2 separate regions of the Homo sapiens genome follow, and region 1 is linked to region 2. Evidence: read pairs that join two places in POLR2A ChIA-PET (ENCODE). Cell type or tissue: GM12878. All regions are shown on one strand.

Evidence for each region. ChIA-PET counts read pairs that join two places held together with the same protein. Peaks named below come from ENCODE experiments on the same cell type or tissue, not always from the same donor. Only the 100,000 strongest peaks of a DNase experiment are listed, where the experiment ranks them.
Region 1: POLR2A ChIA-PET joins it to region 2 with 6 read pairs; 2 of 35 experiments call an interaction of 5 or more read pairs at or near these places.

What each region holds. Positions count from the first base shown.
Region 1 is chr20:49,717,213-49,725,212 of GRCh38, forward strand. It overlaps the pseudogene RN7SL197P. Among named protein-coding and RNA genes, the nearest start is that of B4GALT5, 7.3 kb to the left of the region's middle. In GM12878, a CTCF peak has its summit at 5,928 (motif pointing left); no DNase peak of the experiment used is centred here.
Region 2 is chr20:49,889,378-49,897,377 of GRCh38, forward strand. It overlaps SLC9A8 (solute carrier family 9 member A8), which reads left to right. Exons shown (of 16, transcript NM_015266.3): 16 at 1-2,865. Among named protein-coding and RNA genes, the nearest start is that of SPATA2, 22 kb to the right of the region's middle. RefSeq lists enhancers at 1-314, 1,389-1,558, 5,190-5,359. In GM12878, a CTCF peak has its summit at 787 (motif pointing left); DNase peaks (open chromatin) are centred at 4,573 and 4,994; H3K4me3 peaks cover 996 bases; H3K27ac peaks cover 1,549 bases.

The DNA.
Region 1 (8,000 bases), 170 kb before region 2:
GCCACCATGCCCGGCTAATTTTGCATTTTTAGTAGAGACAGGGTTTCACCATGTTGGTCAGACTGGTCTCGAACTCCTGACCTCAGGTAATCTGCCTGCCTCGACCTCCCAAAGTGCTGGGATTACAGGCATGAGCCACCGCCTCCGGCAGTTTATGTTTTTAAATGGAAGAAAAAGAAGTATGTCAGGAGTATCCAGGGATCCCTACCTCAAACTCCTTCCTCCACACTACTTTTTCATCTCCAAGTTAGGTTTCCAACTCACTAAAGCATGTATTCATTATATATTCATTTGACTATTCAGCTCCTCAGACAAACTCACTGTATTCTAATCTCTGCTCAAATGTTACCGTCTCAAAAAGACCTTTCCTCTAAAGTAGCTTTCTTCTCCCCATCCCAGCACTCTCTATCCATAGCCTTCCTCAGCTTGATTTTTCTCCATAGCACTTTTTATCCCCTGACATTCTACTATACATATACGCGTTTACTTGTTCATTTTCTTCTCCCAGATCAGAATGTAAACTTCACGAGAGCAGGGATTTGGTTTCACTCTCTGCTGTATCCTTGCACCTAGCACAGTGCTCAGCAGCCAGTAGGCGCTGAATAATTGTTGAAGGACGACAGGTGTGCAGTGACTGTGTGCTGGGCATGGCAGATGCAAAGATGACTAAGACATTCTTGCAGCCTAGTGACATATGAGCTACAGGAAAGTGACTAACTGAGGGACACTGTCATAAGGGCAGGACTCAGCATGGCTGGCAGTAGGAAAAGGTGTTCTGTGAGATTCTAGATGGTCTTTGAAGGGACATTGAGACAGGTTTGCTCAAGGGGCAGTGAGAAGAGGCCTGCCTGGTTGGAGCAGCTAGTCCTGCCAAGGAAAAGAAAGAGGTGAGGGGTGAGGCTGGAGGAGTGAGGCCTGACCCTGTGGCTCAGCATGGGCCCTGGAATTAGATGGATCTGGCTGCCAGTCTTCCTTCCTCCCTGCCCTCACTCTGTCATCTTGGCAAGTCACTTCACCTCTCGGAACCTCCATTTCCGCATCTGTAAAATGGAGATCAGACAGTTCCTTCTTTCTAGGATTGTGCACAGATTACAAATAGTATCTCTATAAAGGGCCTGATATGTAGGAAGTGCTCAATCCATGGGAGCCATCACTATTCTTAACTTTTTCCTCTGAGCCATAGAGAGCCCTTGAAGGTTTTAGCGCAGGGGAGTGGCCTAAAGAAAGGGAGGTCCTTGGTGAAATCTCAGGAGAGCACAGGTTGGGCCTCTTGTGCTTGTCAACACCCAATTGCAGGCTAGCTGAAATCACACACATAAAGAAAACAATCCGGCAGGGCATGGTGGCTCATGCCTGTAATCCCAGCACTTTGGAAGGCTGAGATGGGCAGGTCACCTGAGGTCAAGAGTTTGAGACCAGCCTGGCCAACATGGTGAAACCCCGTCTCTACTAAAAATACAAAAATTAGCCAGGTGTGGTGGTGGGCACCTGTAATCCCAGCTACTCGGGAGACTGAGACAGGAGAATCACTTGAACCCAGGAGGCGGAGGTTGTAGTGAGCTGAGATCGTGCCACTGGACTCCAGCCTGGGCAATAAAGAACAAAACTCCGTCTCAAGAAAAAAAATAAAAATAAAAAAAGCCGGTGCATCCTTCCCTCTACTTTTCCTTCTATCAAATAACCATCAATGTTGTTCAGAGCAGCCACCCACCAGCTAAGTTCCAGAATGAGGAGGAGATGCTCCCAACTCCATTTTGCCAACAATGACACGTAGCATGAGCAATAAATAAAGCCTCTGAGATATAGGGGCTTTTTTTTTTTGAGACAAGTCTTGCTCTGTTGCCCAGGCTGGAGTGCAGTGGCATGATCTCAACTCATTGCAACCTCTGCCTCCTGGGTTCAAGTGATTCTCCTGCCTCAGCCTCCCAAGTAGCTGGGACTACAGGCGTGCACCACCATGCTCAGCTAATTATTGTATTTTTAGTAGAGACAGGGTTTCACCATCTTGGCCATGCTGGTCTCCAACTCCTGACCTCAAGTGATCTGCCCGCCTCGGCCGCCCAAAGTGCTGGAATTATAGGCATGAGCCACCGCGCCAGGCCAAGGGCTATTTTTAATACAGAAAACCTGGCCTATCCTTACTTATCATAAATATACCGTTCTGCAACTTGCTTTCTCCTGACATTATTTTTATAAGATATTTCCATAATGATACATGTGGCTCAAGTTTATTCATTTTCACTGCTGTGTAATATTTTATCATATAACTTGGCCTCACCTTTTAAAATCCTTTTTCCTAATGATGTCTATTTAAGTTTGTTCCAATTTTTTCCTCATACTGGTCCATAAATCCTTAGCTACAATTCAAATTCCAGGAAACCTAAAAATGGAAGGCTTTTTATAATTTATTTAGCAGCAAGATCTGACCTGATTTGAACTTCTTTAGTGGCAAAACCTGACCTGAATAGACAGAAAGCTATTTATAATCATTATGCCACTTAATGTGAATATTCATATGTTCCACTGAGGAAATATTTAGTGTTTTTTTTTTTGTTTTGTTTTGTTTTGTTTTTTTTTTTTTTTTTGAGACAGGGTCTCCCTCTGTCGCCCAGGCTGGAGTGCAGAGGCGCAATCACAGCTCACTGCAGCATCAACCTCCTGGGCTCAATCGATCCTCCTGCCTCAGCCTCCTGAACAGCTGGTACTACAGGCATGGGCCACCATACCGAGTTTAGATTTTTGCTTACAGGATGAACCAGTCCTCTCAAGGGGTATGATAGGAGATTTCATGAATGCACCATATTGTCTTTCAAAATTCTAAGAATTTCTTTTTTTTTTTCTTTTTTGAGACGGAGTTTCACTCTTTTTGCCCAGGCTGGAGTGCAATGGCCTGATCTCGGCTCACCGCAACCTCCGCCTCCCAGATTCAAGCAATTCTCCTGCCTCAGCCTCCTAAGTAGCTGGGATTACAGGCATGGACCACCATGCCCGGCTAATTTTGCATTTTTAGTAGAGACAGGGTTTCACCATATTGGTCAGGCTGGTCTCTAACTCCCAACCTCAGGTGATCCACCCACCTCGGCCTCCCAAAGTGCTGGGATTACAGGCATGAGCCACCACGCCCGGCCTCAAAATTCTAAGAATTTCTAAAATTCAAAACACGTTTAGCCCCAACGGCTTTGGATAAGGGATGGTGGACAGGCACAAACATGACTGCGATGTATGCGTGTGGCAGAATGTATTTTCCAAAGATGCCCTCAACAATATTTCCTGTCCTCATGCTCTTCTAGAACTTTCTCTAATTCCTCTTCCTGTGAATCTGGGTGGGATTGTGAATCATCTATAACCAATAAAAAGATGAAAATGGCCAGGTATAGTGGCTCATGTCTGTCATCCCAGCACTTTGGGAGGCTGAGGCAGGTGGATCATCTGAGGTCAGGAGTTCAAGACCAACCTGGCTGGCATGGTGAAACCCCATCTCTACTAAAAATACAAAAATTAGCCCAAGCGTGGTGGTGCATGCCTGTAATCCCAGCTACTTAGGAGGCTGAGGTGAGAGAATAGCTTGAACCTGGCAGGTGGAGGTTGCAGTGAGCCGAGATTCTGAGATTGCCCTACTGCACTCCAGCCTGGGAGACAGAGTAAGTGAGACTCTGTCTCAAAAAAAAAAAAAAAAAAAAAAAAAAAAAAGATGGAAATGATGCTGCACAATTTGTGAGGCAATGCAGCTTCTGACTTGATCACTGGGACACTCACCTTTGGAGCCTGGAACCCCTATGCTGTGAAGAAGCCCAGGCCAAGTGGAGAGGCCACATACAGATGCTCTGGTCAGCAGCCCTGGCAGAGGTTCCAGATGACAGCCAGCATCAGCCACCAAGCATGTCAGAGAACAAGGCTTTAGATGTCCCAACTCCCAGCTGTCAAGTCATCCTCACCCTTTAAACCTTCCCATCTAAAGCCCCAGACAAGCTGTCCCACTGTGCCCTTTCCAAAATGATAAAATGGTTATTGTTTTACACAACTAAATTTGGGATAATTTGTTATGCTGCAGCAGTAGTAACTGGAGCAACACGCTTTTTTTTTTTTTTTTTTTTGAGAGGGAGTCTTGCTTTTTTACCCAGGCTGAAGTGCAGTGGTGCAATCTCAGCTCACTGCAACCTTTGCCTCCTGGCTTCAAGTGATTCTCCTGCCTCAGTCTCCCAAGTAGCTGAGATTACAGGTGCACGCCACCACGCCCAGCTAATTTTCGTATTTTTAATAGAGACAGGGTTTCGTCGTGTCGTCCAGGCGGGTCTCGAACTCCTGACCTCAAGTGATTCCCCGCAGCCCCCTGCCTCGGCCTCCCAAAGTGTTGGAATTACAGGCATGAGCCACTGCAACTGGCTCAACACGCGTCTGTATGTAATTTGTGCATGTGGCAAAAATGTCTCCAGGTCACATGGTTTACAAGAGAGGATTTGGTGAACAGGTGAGGTATGCATATCTTCTGCTTTACTATTTTCCAAATTGTTCTCAAAAATGCTTGTAGCAATTTATATTCCTAGCAGCAGTGAAGGAGGGCTTCCTTTATTTCCTGCTTCACCCACCGTTACTGTAATCAGAATTTTCCAGGGTTTGGTCCTTCTGCCACCAATCCCCTCTGAAGAGAGAGAGTAAGGTAAAAGTTAGCAAAGGCCTCCAAGAGCTTTGATTCTGTACAGGACTATGTCTTTGCTGTCAAAAAAAACTGACTTATAGCCAGGCGCGGTAGCATGAGCCTGTAGTCCCACCTACTCGGGGGGCTGAGACAGGAGGATCACTTGAGTCCAAGAGTTCTGTGTTGTAGTGTACTATGTCATTTGGGTGTCTGCACTAAGTTCGGCATCAATACAGCAACCTCCCAGGATGGGGGGACCACCAGGTTGTCTAAGGAGGGATGAACCAGCCCAGGTTGGAAATGGAGCAGGTCAAAACTCCAGTGTTGATTAGTTGTGGGATTGCGCCTGTGAATAGCCACCGCACTCCAGCCTAGGCAACATTATGAGACCCTGCCTCTAAAATAATTAAAAAATTAAAAATAAAATAAAATAACCCGGGCATGGTGGCTCACGCCTGTAATCCCAGCACTTTGGGAGGCCAAGGCGGGCAGATCACCTGAGGCCAGGAGTTCAAGACCAGCTTGGCCAATGTGGTGAAACCCCGTCTCTACGAAAAATACAAAAATTAGCTGGGCGTGGTGGCCGGCGCCTGTAATTCCAGCTACTCAGGAGGCTGAGGCAGAGGTTGCAATGAGCTGAGATCACACCATCACACTCTAGCCTCGGCGACAACAGTGAAACTCTGTTTCAAAAAATAATAATAATAATAAAAATAAAAAATAAAAACTGACTTATATCCCTTCTCTAAATTCTCCTCAGTCTTTCCTATCCTGTAGAGGAAGGCCTAAGGCATGACAAGATTGCTCCTAGTATTGCCTGATATAACTCATTCTCTCATTCAACAGATATTAGTATTTATCAAGTACTGGCCGGGCATGGTGGCTCACACCTGTAATCCCAGCACTTTGGGAGGCCAAGACAGGCAGATCACTTGAGGTCAGGAGTTTGAGACCAGCCTGGCCTACATGGTGAAATCCCATCTCCACTAAAAATACAAAAAAATATATATATATATATAATTAGCCAGGTGTAGCGGCAGGTGCCGGTAATCCCAGGTACTCGGGAGGCTGAGGCATGGGAATCGCTTGAATCTGGAAGGCAGAGGTTGCAGTGAGCCAAGGTCGCCCCACTGCACTCCAGCCTGGGTGATAGAGTGAGACTCTGTCTCAAAAAAAAGAAAAAATAATAATATTTATCAAGTACCAAACTAGATGCCAGACATTTTTCTAGATGCTAAGAGAAAATTATGATGATAATAATGATGATGCCACTGCCATCTAGGGACCAGGTATTTACTGAATTTTTTAGTCACCCAGCATCCATTCACTTGACTTCTGAAACAGCCAGATTTCCTTCTCTCCTTGTTTTCAGTCTATGTGGTTCTCTGAGGTTGTTAACTCCATTTCCATCTCCAGACATGATATGAACTAGCCTGGCCAGTCAGAATATTATATTCCTTTTGCAACAGTGATTGGTTCAGGGCTGAGCAGACCAGCCAGAGCCAATGATGCTAAATGTCCAGCTTTCTTTGTGCCTTTGGAGAGGCCAACTTTCTCTTTCATGCTAGACATAAACATGACAGGTTGTGAGGCCACAGCAATGGCAACTGTTTTATCAACATGTGGAACCTGAGAATGAAATGAGCATATAAACAGACTGATACAAACAGCAAAGAGAAATTGAGTCCTAATGATATAGTTTGACTCTTGAATTCACCTAGTCCTAACCTGCCTTTCTTTCCTTCCCCAGTTTTGCATCTGCTGAGGTTTTTACAAGTGTGTTTTTTTAATTTTAATTGAATCATAGCACACATACAGAAAAATACACATTGTAACAAAAGTATAGTTTGCTAAATTTTTACAAATGGAATTACCCATTTAACCAACATTCACATCAAGAAATAAGGACATGATATGATGTATACATGTACATCACATATGTATAGGTATGTATATGTATATGATATGTGTATGTATATGATGTACATGGTCTCCAATTTATGATAGTTTGACATACCACTTTTTGATTTCATGATGGTGAGAAAGTGATACATATTCAGTAGAAACTGGACTTCAAGAAGGCCGGGCGCAGTGGCTCATGCCTGTAATCCCAGCACTTTTGCAGGCCGAGGCGGGTGGATCACTTGAGGTCAGGAGTTTAAGACCAGCCTGGTCAACATGGTGAAGCCCCATCTCTACTGAAAATACAAAAAATTAGCCAGGCATGGTGGTGCGCACCTGTAATCCTAGCTACTTGGGAGGCTGAGGCAGGAGATTAGCTTGAACCCAGGAGGCGAGGTAGCTATGAGCCGAGACTGCCCCACTGCACTCCAGCCTGGGTGAGAGAACAAGACTTCATCTCACAAAAAAAAAAAAAAAGAAAGAAACTGGACTTCAAGTACCTATACAACCACTCTGTTTTTCAGTTTCAGTACAGTGTTCAATAAATGATATGAGATATTCAACACTTGATTATAAAATAGGCATTGTGTTAATTTTACCCAACTTTAGGCTAATATAAGTGTTCCGAGCACATTTAAGGTGGACTAGGCTAAACTAAGATGTTTGGTAGGTTAGGTGGATTAATGCATTTTCAATTTACGGTATTTTCAGCTCACAATGGGTTTAGCAAGATGTAGCTCCTCTGTATGTTGAGGAGGACCTGTGCTGTTCTGTCTGGCTCCGTTTGCTCACCATGTTTGTGAGATTCATGCATACCGATGAGTGAGATTGTAAAACCATTCATTTTAATTGCTGAATAGTATCCTGTTGTGTGAATACACCATAGTTTACTTTCCAGTCAACTGCTGTCATCTGGCATTTGGATCGTTTCTAGTTAGAGGATACTAGGAATAAAGCTGCTATAAGCTCCCTGGGACAGTGGCTCTCAGGCTTGTGAAATACTCTCTTGATGTAGTGTATTAGTCAGGCATAGCTGGGGGGCTCACATGATATCAGCAGCCTTAGTTTCTCTCAATATCTTAGTTCTGCTTCCCTCTGAGTTGGTTTCATCAGATTCATGTGTTCCTCCTGACCAGCTTATTCTCAGCTGCTCCAGGCTTCCATTCCCCAGCCCAGTCACTTAGCCAAAAAAAAGAAATTTTATAATAAAGTCTCATTGGTCTGGCTTCATTCATATGTTCCTCCCCGAACCGATCCCTGTGATTAAAGGGATGGAGTGTGCTGATTGGACAGAAGTGGTCACATACCCACTCCCCAACCTGCCCCCACCCTGGAGCCAGGAAGCAAGATCAGCTTCCTGTGAACCACAAGGTTGATGTAGGGAGGGGTGGCTCCCCGAGGGGAAATCAAAGTGCAATTATTCAAGTGGAATTGTTGCTGGGCAGGCAAAAACAACAGATAT
Region 2 (8,000 bases):
CAGTGGGCCCACATGGGCCAGCATGGACCCTGGGCTAGAGCAAGCACATCTCCATCTCTTCCACCTCAGGCAGTGTGGCTCCAGATGTCAGGAGGGACTGACCTCAGGACCTTCCAGGTTCCTCTGTGCCAGGAATGAGAGGCCAGGCCCGATCCTACCACCTCGCCTTGACCCTGAAGTCAGAGCAGGCCAGCCAAGCAGGAAGCACACTGTTTACTTTTTGCATGAAAAGTAAATGTGTACTTGATAGAGCTAAAATATGATCTTTTTTAATTTCTCAACCCCATAATTTGAGCCATTGCCTTGCTTAATTTTGGTTTCCACCATTTCCTTTTAGTGGAGAAGAGAGGAAGTCAGAGGGTAGGGACCTTTGCCTGCCCCTGGGCGAGTGCGGGCAGGGATCTGAGACCAGATTGTTCTCGCACCCCTGCCAGAACTCACTCTCCCCTGAAGTTTAGGGTCCCATCTCCCAGATGTAAGTTGTTTTGCAAACTCAGTTTGCCAGGATTTCTTTCTTTCCTAATCTTAAATTCACAGATAAAGCAATGAAAAGAGTCAGATCCCATTTCCGTCTGCCCCCTCGTCACCAGGTGTGATAGCCCCAGCCAGGTCACACCTGGCCTCACACTTTGAGCTGAGACTTGAAAACGATGCTGTGGCGGAAGAGCATGTGGGGCTTGGTGGAGGGGCCCCAGGATTTGTTGGGGGCAAAGGGGGTGGCGGGACCGTTCCCAGGAGGTACCAGCACCTGCCTCGATCTCCTCTGAGCCTCTTCTGCCCCCTGTCGGCCAGGTGAGGTCAGCAGCCTGGGAGAGTGCCCCCAAGAGATGAGGGCACCCCGTGTTCCTTGGCAATCTTGGCTCACCTTGGTAACAAAAGGCCATAGAAGTCTGTTTTTCTGGGTCAGTTTTTTTTGCCTGAGAATAACAAATTGCTGCTGTCTACCTTTAGCACACCCAATAATTCTATTTGGGGCAGTGAATGCATAGAAGATATAAAAATACGCAGCTTAACTATATCTTCCTGCGTGTGTATTTATTTTCTTCTGGGTCTAGGCCATGGTACAGGAGAACTGTGGCGTGTAGGAGGAATACTTCAGGATGAGTGAAGGCTGGAGCCAGGGAGCGCTGGAGGAAACCAGCCCTTTAGCCAGCAGCCCCTCCACCACAGGCACTGCTGTGTGGAACGAGTTCTTGGAATGAATCCCATGCTTTCTGCAGCCTGTAGTTGTTATGACCCCTCGGAACAACCACCCCGTGGCTTGTGTGGGGTCTCGCAGGGAAAAGGGCTGGCTTCTAGGTCCCCGAGATAAGTGTGCAGGGGGATGGGCCAGGGCCAGGCTAAGGGTGGCTCAGTTCCATCATCTGGAGGTCAGACACACTGTCCAGAGGCAGAACTGAAGCCCTCTCGGCCCCTACCCTAAGCCAGCCACCCCTCTTCACAGTGGGTGAGCTGGGCTGGGCTGGCTGGCATGAGGCCAAGGGGTAGGCCTGAGCGCCAGAGTCGCCCAGGTTAGCCCACAGGATTCCTTTGTGTGCCATGGAATGCTGAAAGATGGGTGACTGGGGACCCTTCTTAAAACCTTTGGCAAAGGTGCCATCGGCAGGGCTTGGCCTCATGAAGTCTCAGGTCCGTGTTCCCGCAGGGCGCACATGCTTGGAGAGTCCTCAGCAGGGTAGCCGAGGCCAGGCCACTTCTGCTGAGGATGGGGCAGGCTGGGGTGTGGGTGTGGCCTGGGGTGGCTCAGGGCTGGAACTGCTGCCTGATTCCTGTGTGGGGAGAAGCTCAGTGGCCGTTTGCTGCCACTGACAAGGATTTCACATGCAGAAGAGAAAAGGCCCCCCTCCACCCCCCGCATTCCCTGCCGAGTGAGAGCCAGTGTTTGCTGCCCTTGCTGGGGGCGGGTAGGAAACCCTGAGCTTCCTGATGCGGAGTCATGAAGCAGAGTCCTCGGGAAGGCATCTCCACAGCCCCGGGTCCTCTGTCTAACGCCCTCCATTTCACGCCCTCCATCTCACAGTCAAGATAAAGGCCTCGAGAATAAAGAGCCAGCCCCCTTCCATTTAGTCTCCTGCCGTTTCCCAAACAGTTGTCCAACAGTTAGACATTGAGGGGCTTCACTGTTACCAGGCATGTAACAGAAGGAGGAAGACTAACACACACCCCCTGCCCCATCCCATCCCCCTCTCCCGAGCTATTTTCTTGCTGTGGCCTCTGGTGCCCTTGAGTTGGTCTCCCCGGCTGCTCTGCGGGGGCTTCACTGGCTTCGGAGTGAGCGCGAAGTGCTGGTGAGCAGTGGGCCTGTGATTGGATGGGAAGATGTGCATCCGTGGTCAAAAGTCAGCTGCCAGCCCTGCGGAACCAGAGCCTCAGGCTGGGATGGGGAGGCCTCCCTGCTTCCACCTGCATGGTGGGCATGGCCTGGCTTACACCAAAGGCTTTGACGGTTTCTCCAAGTAAGGATCTGCAAATCTTGAATCGTCCTCAAAATGACGAAGCTTGAATTGTCCTCAAGATGGATGTGAATCTTACATTCCTTTTCATCATTTCCTTTGTAAAAATGACGAGTGCTGGGTTTTTGTTTTAAGAAGCATTATGAAGGCCAGACTTACTCATTTTTCTCCCCCAAGTGAGCTGCAAGAGGCCCCTGTTAGGCCCCTGTTTCCTGAGCAGTGATGTGCTGCTCTTCTTGGTGGGGCTTTGGGCTGGGAGGGGAAGGCGGGTCAGAGATGGGGGACCTGTGGCTGCCATGCAGGAGCCCCTGCGTCATCTCGTTGGACTCTTTAAGGGAGTCAGGAATAGATGTATGAACAGTCGTGTCACTGGATGCCTATTTAGAAATAAAGTGTATGCTGCTGAATTGGAGCCAGTGTCTGTGTTCATGTTCAGGTGGCTTTGCAGATGCACAGGTCACACCTCCTAGACTGGGCTCTGTGGCACACAGCTACCCAGCCCCTGGGCCGGTGGCAGCCATGTCACCAGGAAGTACAGTGCTTAGGAGCAGGGCTGGGTCAGGCTGGCCTGCGTCTGGTTCCTACCTTTGGCCCTCAGTGAGGAGCATGTGAAGCTCAGCCCCCAGCCAGGCTCAGCTTCTCCTCACGATGCTGGGAGCCCTTCCTCCCTGGGTTCGCTGGCTGTTCGCCCAGGCTGCAGGGCCGCCTGACCTCCTGCTCGGGGCTTACAGATCAGTCCCCCACAGGCCTTTGCCTGATGGTGAAATGGGGAAATTCTGTCACTGAACCTGCCCTGCCGCAGGAGCGGGGGCATCCATAGCCTCTGATCAGAAGTGGTGGCATGTGGGGCAAGAAGGGTCGTGAGTTCATCTATACCCCCACGTACTTCCAAAGGCATCCAAGCTGCTGAAGGTAACAGGCACGAACCAAAAATGCATGTGATGTAAAATGAAACCAGTCAGGAGAAGCTGTCCTGGCCCCAGCCAGGGGGCAAGAGCTGAGTTTCCTGGTTCCTTCCCACACTGTGCTTCAGCCCACCCCAGGGGAGACTCCCGAGGCCACAGTGGGCTCCCCGTGGCCCGCTTTTGGTGGAAACCCAGATTCAGAGAAATATTTCTCCACCATAATAAAAACTGCAAGTGTGATGAGAAGTGGTAGCTGACACTTGGCCTCAGTGTCAGGGAGGCACCACGAGAGTGATAAGGACTCTGGCTAACAGCAGAATTTTCCAGGCCAGCCCTGCCTGCGAGGGCGGCTGGGAAGTGGAGCTGCGCTGTGCTGAGCAGAGTGTCAGCTGGGACGGAACGGAGTGCTGGCAGCAAAGGTGGGGGGTGGTCCTGAGTGGGCACCTCGTTCCCACGGAACAGGGTATGTTTCATTTGTATTTCAACCTTCTCAACTCCTAAAAAAAGCTCTCAGGGTAGAGGGGAGCAATCGAGGCAAGAAATATTTTCCTTAGAGGCTAGAAAGCTGGCGGGGGGTTGGAGGGTCACACACAAAGTTGAGGGTCCTGTAACCCCCGCTTATTATTCCACAGGGCACTAGGGGAATGAAGCTGGCCTGGAGCGGGGCCCCACTGCCTCTTGGAGGCAACCCCCCCACCCCAAGCAAGGGACAACACAGCCCTCTGGCTCTAGCCAGAGAAGATGTGAGACATGAAGGGCAGTGGGGGTCAGGGGCCAGGGGCCAGTACAGTCATCTCAAGGCCCTGGGTGACAGTAAGTGCCCCGTAAATGAGGGTCCTCTTTGTGAATATTTATGGACCTGCAGGAGAGCAGGCAGGCATCAGCCACACTCCCCCTGCCTGGGGAGGCCGCCTGGCAGACCTGGGGGGTCTTAGCATCAGTTGGGACCAGTCTGGTGCTGGGGACAGAAGGAACCTCTGCGCATACAGGCAGCTGCCAGCTAATACCCTGATGTAAATGGGGAAGAAAATAAGTCTTTGCTTACAGAAAAAAAAGGGCACAAAAATGTAGTTGGTTCATTTTGTGGCGAAGATGAGCCATACGCTCCTATCTGCTGGTGGGAGGGCAGCTGGCTCACACTCTCCAGAGGACACTGTGGTGACAGCTCTCCAAAGCCTGAAAACGGCCCAGCAGTTCCACTCATGGGGCAAAAGGAAAGTGCATGAAAACCGCACTCCAAGAATGGTCATCCCGGCAATATCTGAATGAGGATAAATGGAAAACAACTTCCTTGTCCATGAATGAGGGACTGGTGAGATAAATGATGATAGAATATTTACCAACAGCTCAAGATTCTAAGGATGTGGAAAAATGTTTAGAATGTTATCAGACCAGCATTTTACCACCTTTAGGGAGAGAGAAACATTTCACCCTCTCCTTAAATGCTGTTTGAGATTTTAAAATGACTAAAAACGAAAGTAGAAATTTTAGTACATCCTTTTATACAAATACACATACTGGCACTCCAGCGCGCACCCATTCATCCCTAATATGGAAGACCTGGTGGTTCCTTTCAACCACCACTTCTTCCCCGAGCCCTGTTGTCTTTGCTAAGAGAACCCATGTGGTTCGTGTAATGGGTGACTGTATGCTTCAAGGGGAAACAGAGCCAGTTCTCGGTTCAGGTTGTTCCTGGTCATTCCCTCTACTTGTCTGAGATTGGCTGAGGAATGGGTCTGTGACCTTATTTGGCAGGAGAATGAAGCGATTAAAAAAAACAAAACAAAACAAAACAAAACAAAAAAAAACGAAGTCTCGCTCTGTCGCCCAGGCTGGAGTGCAGTGGCACCATCTCAGCTCACGGCCACTGCAATCTTCGCCTCGTGGGTTCAAGCGATTCTCCTGTCTCAGCCTCCTGAGTAGCTGGGATTACAGGTGCCCGTCACCATGCCCAGCTAATTTTTGTATTTTTAGTAGTGATGGGGTTTTGCCCTGTTGGCCAGGCTGGTCTCGAACTCCTGACCCCAGGTGATCCGCCCACCTCGGCCTCCCAAAGTGCTGGGATTACAGGTGTGAGCCACCGCGCCTGGCCTGAAGCAATCTTTTGAGGAATTTCTAAAACTTTCCTTACTCTCAAAAAGACACTCAAGGAAGGGACATGTTCTCTTCCCATTGTCTGACCTTTGCCTCCCATTACTTGAGGATGTAATGCCTCCACCTGCTGCAGCCATTTGGAGACCAGGAGGGAACACCTTGCCACCATGCTGAGGATGGCAGAGCAGAAAGACAGAAGGCTTGTATGTTGTCAAGGACACTGCTGGAGCAGTTAATTAACCAGTCCTGGAACTGACCTCCCTCTGGATCTCATGACATGGGGCAATACATGTTCTGTATCTGCCATTTCTGGTTGGGTATTTTGTTACAACAGAAATAATGCTGTTATAACTTCATGAACTGAGAAAAGCAGATTTCAGAACCATATCAATAGATGTGGCTCTATAAATTAAATTAGCAGTATGTGTATACAGGAAAAAAATCTTAAAGGATAGACATAGAGTTTTAACTTAACTTTGGTTCTCTCCAAGTGGAAGGATTATAGGTAAATTTTTTTTTTTTTTTGAGATGGAGTTTTGCTCTTGTTGCCCAGGCTAGAGTGCAGTGGCACGATCTTCGCTCACTGCAACCTCCATCTCCCAGGTTCAAGAGATTCTCCTGCCTCAGCCTCCCAAGTAGCTGGGACTACAGGCCCCTGCCACCACGCCTGGCTAATTTTGTATTTTCAGTAGAGACGGGGTTTCACCATGTTGTTCAGGCTGGTCTTAAACTCCTGACCTCAAGTGATCCACCTACCTCAGCCTCCTAAAGTGCTGGGATTATAAGCATGAGCCACCGCATCTGGCCGATTATAGGTAACTTTTAAAATCTTGCTGTTTGCATATACTTTCTATTTCTCTCATAAAGAATATTTATTAAGTCAATAATAAGGAACACACATGTTCTTTGACCAGAACTAGAGGAGCAGTGCATTAGATGGAGTGACTTGAAGGCCCCTAGGGAAACAGGTGAGGGTCCAAACTGATGCAGTCACCACGGAGAGGCCTGTGGCCCTTCCACCCACGATTCCTCTTCTAGCCCTGGGGCAAAGATTGGCAAATTACTGCCTGTGGCCCAAATCCAGCCCGCCTCCTGTGTCTGTACTACCTAAGAGCTAAAAATGGTTTTAACATTTTTTAAAGGTTGGGGAAAAAAACAGAAGAGTAAGGCCAGGTGTGGTGGCTCACACCTGTAATCCCAACACTTTGGAAGGCCAAGGTGGGAAGACTGCTTGAGCCCAGGAGTTTGAGACCAGCCTGGGCAACATAGGGAGACCCTGTCTCTCTATATATAATTAAAAAAAACTAGCCAGCATGTTGGTGTACACCTGTGGTCCCAGTTACTCAGAAGGCTGAACCCAGGAGGTCAAGGCTAAAGTGAGCTGTGATCGTGCCACTGCACTGTAGCCTGGGTGATAGAATGAGACCCTGTCTCAAGAAAAAAAAATCACAGATTCACAAGAAGTTGCAAAAAAGATAGTACAGAAAGGTCCCATGTACCCTTCCCCCCGTTACCCTCAGTGGTAACATCTTGCACAACTACAGAATAGTTTCACAACCAAGAAACTGGCATTGCCACAGTCCACAGATCTTGTTCCAACTTCATTAGTTTTACAGGCACTCGTGTGTGTGTGTGTTTAGTTCTACGCAATTTTATATCGTGTAGATTCGCATAACCACCATCACAGGGAAGTTGCCTTTTATAGAAGTATTCCAGCTGCCAAACAAAGAAGAAATCATTGAATTGGAATATCTCTATTTTGTAACTTCCAGTGAAATAATGGATCTAAGTGGGAAGTAACAGCCTTAATAGCTGCTAATTCCCCAAAGGGAGAGAACTCGACATAATATGCCTCCTGATGAGAGAATACGCATCAAGTATTCTTACCACAGAGATCAGACCCAAATCCAAGCAAACCCCAACAGCCAGCTACCATGCAATACATGCACACATTCAACACCCTTTCACGATCAAAACACTCAACCACCTAGGAATAGAGGGAAACTACTGCAACACAATACAGGCCATCTAGGATAACAGCTGACAGCATACTCAATGGTGAATGACTGGAAGCTTATCCTCTAAGATCAGGAACAAGGCAAGGATACCTACATTCACCACTTCAATTCGACGTAGTACTGGAAGTTCTAGCCAGAGCAATTAAGCAAGAAAACCAAAGAAAAGATACCCTGGTTGGTAAGAAAGAAGCTAAAATTATCTCATGGATGACATGATCTTATATGTAGATAACCCTGAAGATTCCACAAGAAAAAAACTGTTCAAACTAATAAATAAATTCAGCAAAGTTGCAGGATACAAAGTCAACACACAAAAGTCAGCTGCATTTCCATAAACAGTGGACAATCAGAAAAGGAAATTAAGAAAAAAATCCCATTTATAATAGCATCAAAAAGAATTAAATAGGAATAAATTTAACCAAGCAGCAAGAAAGACTTGTACACTGAACACTATAAAACATGCTGAAAGAAATTTTAAAAGACACAAATAGGGCCAGGCATGGTGTCTGACGCCTGTAATCCCAGCACTT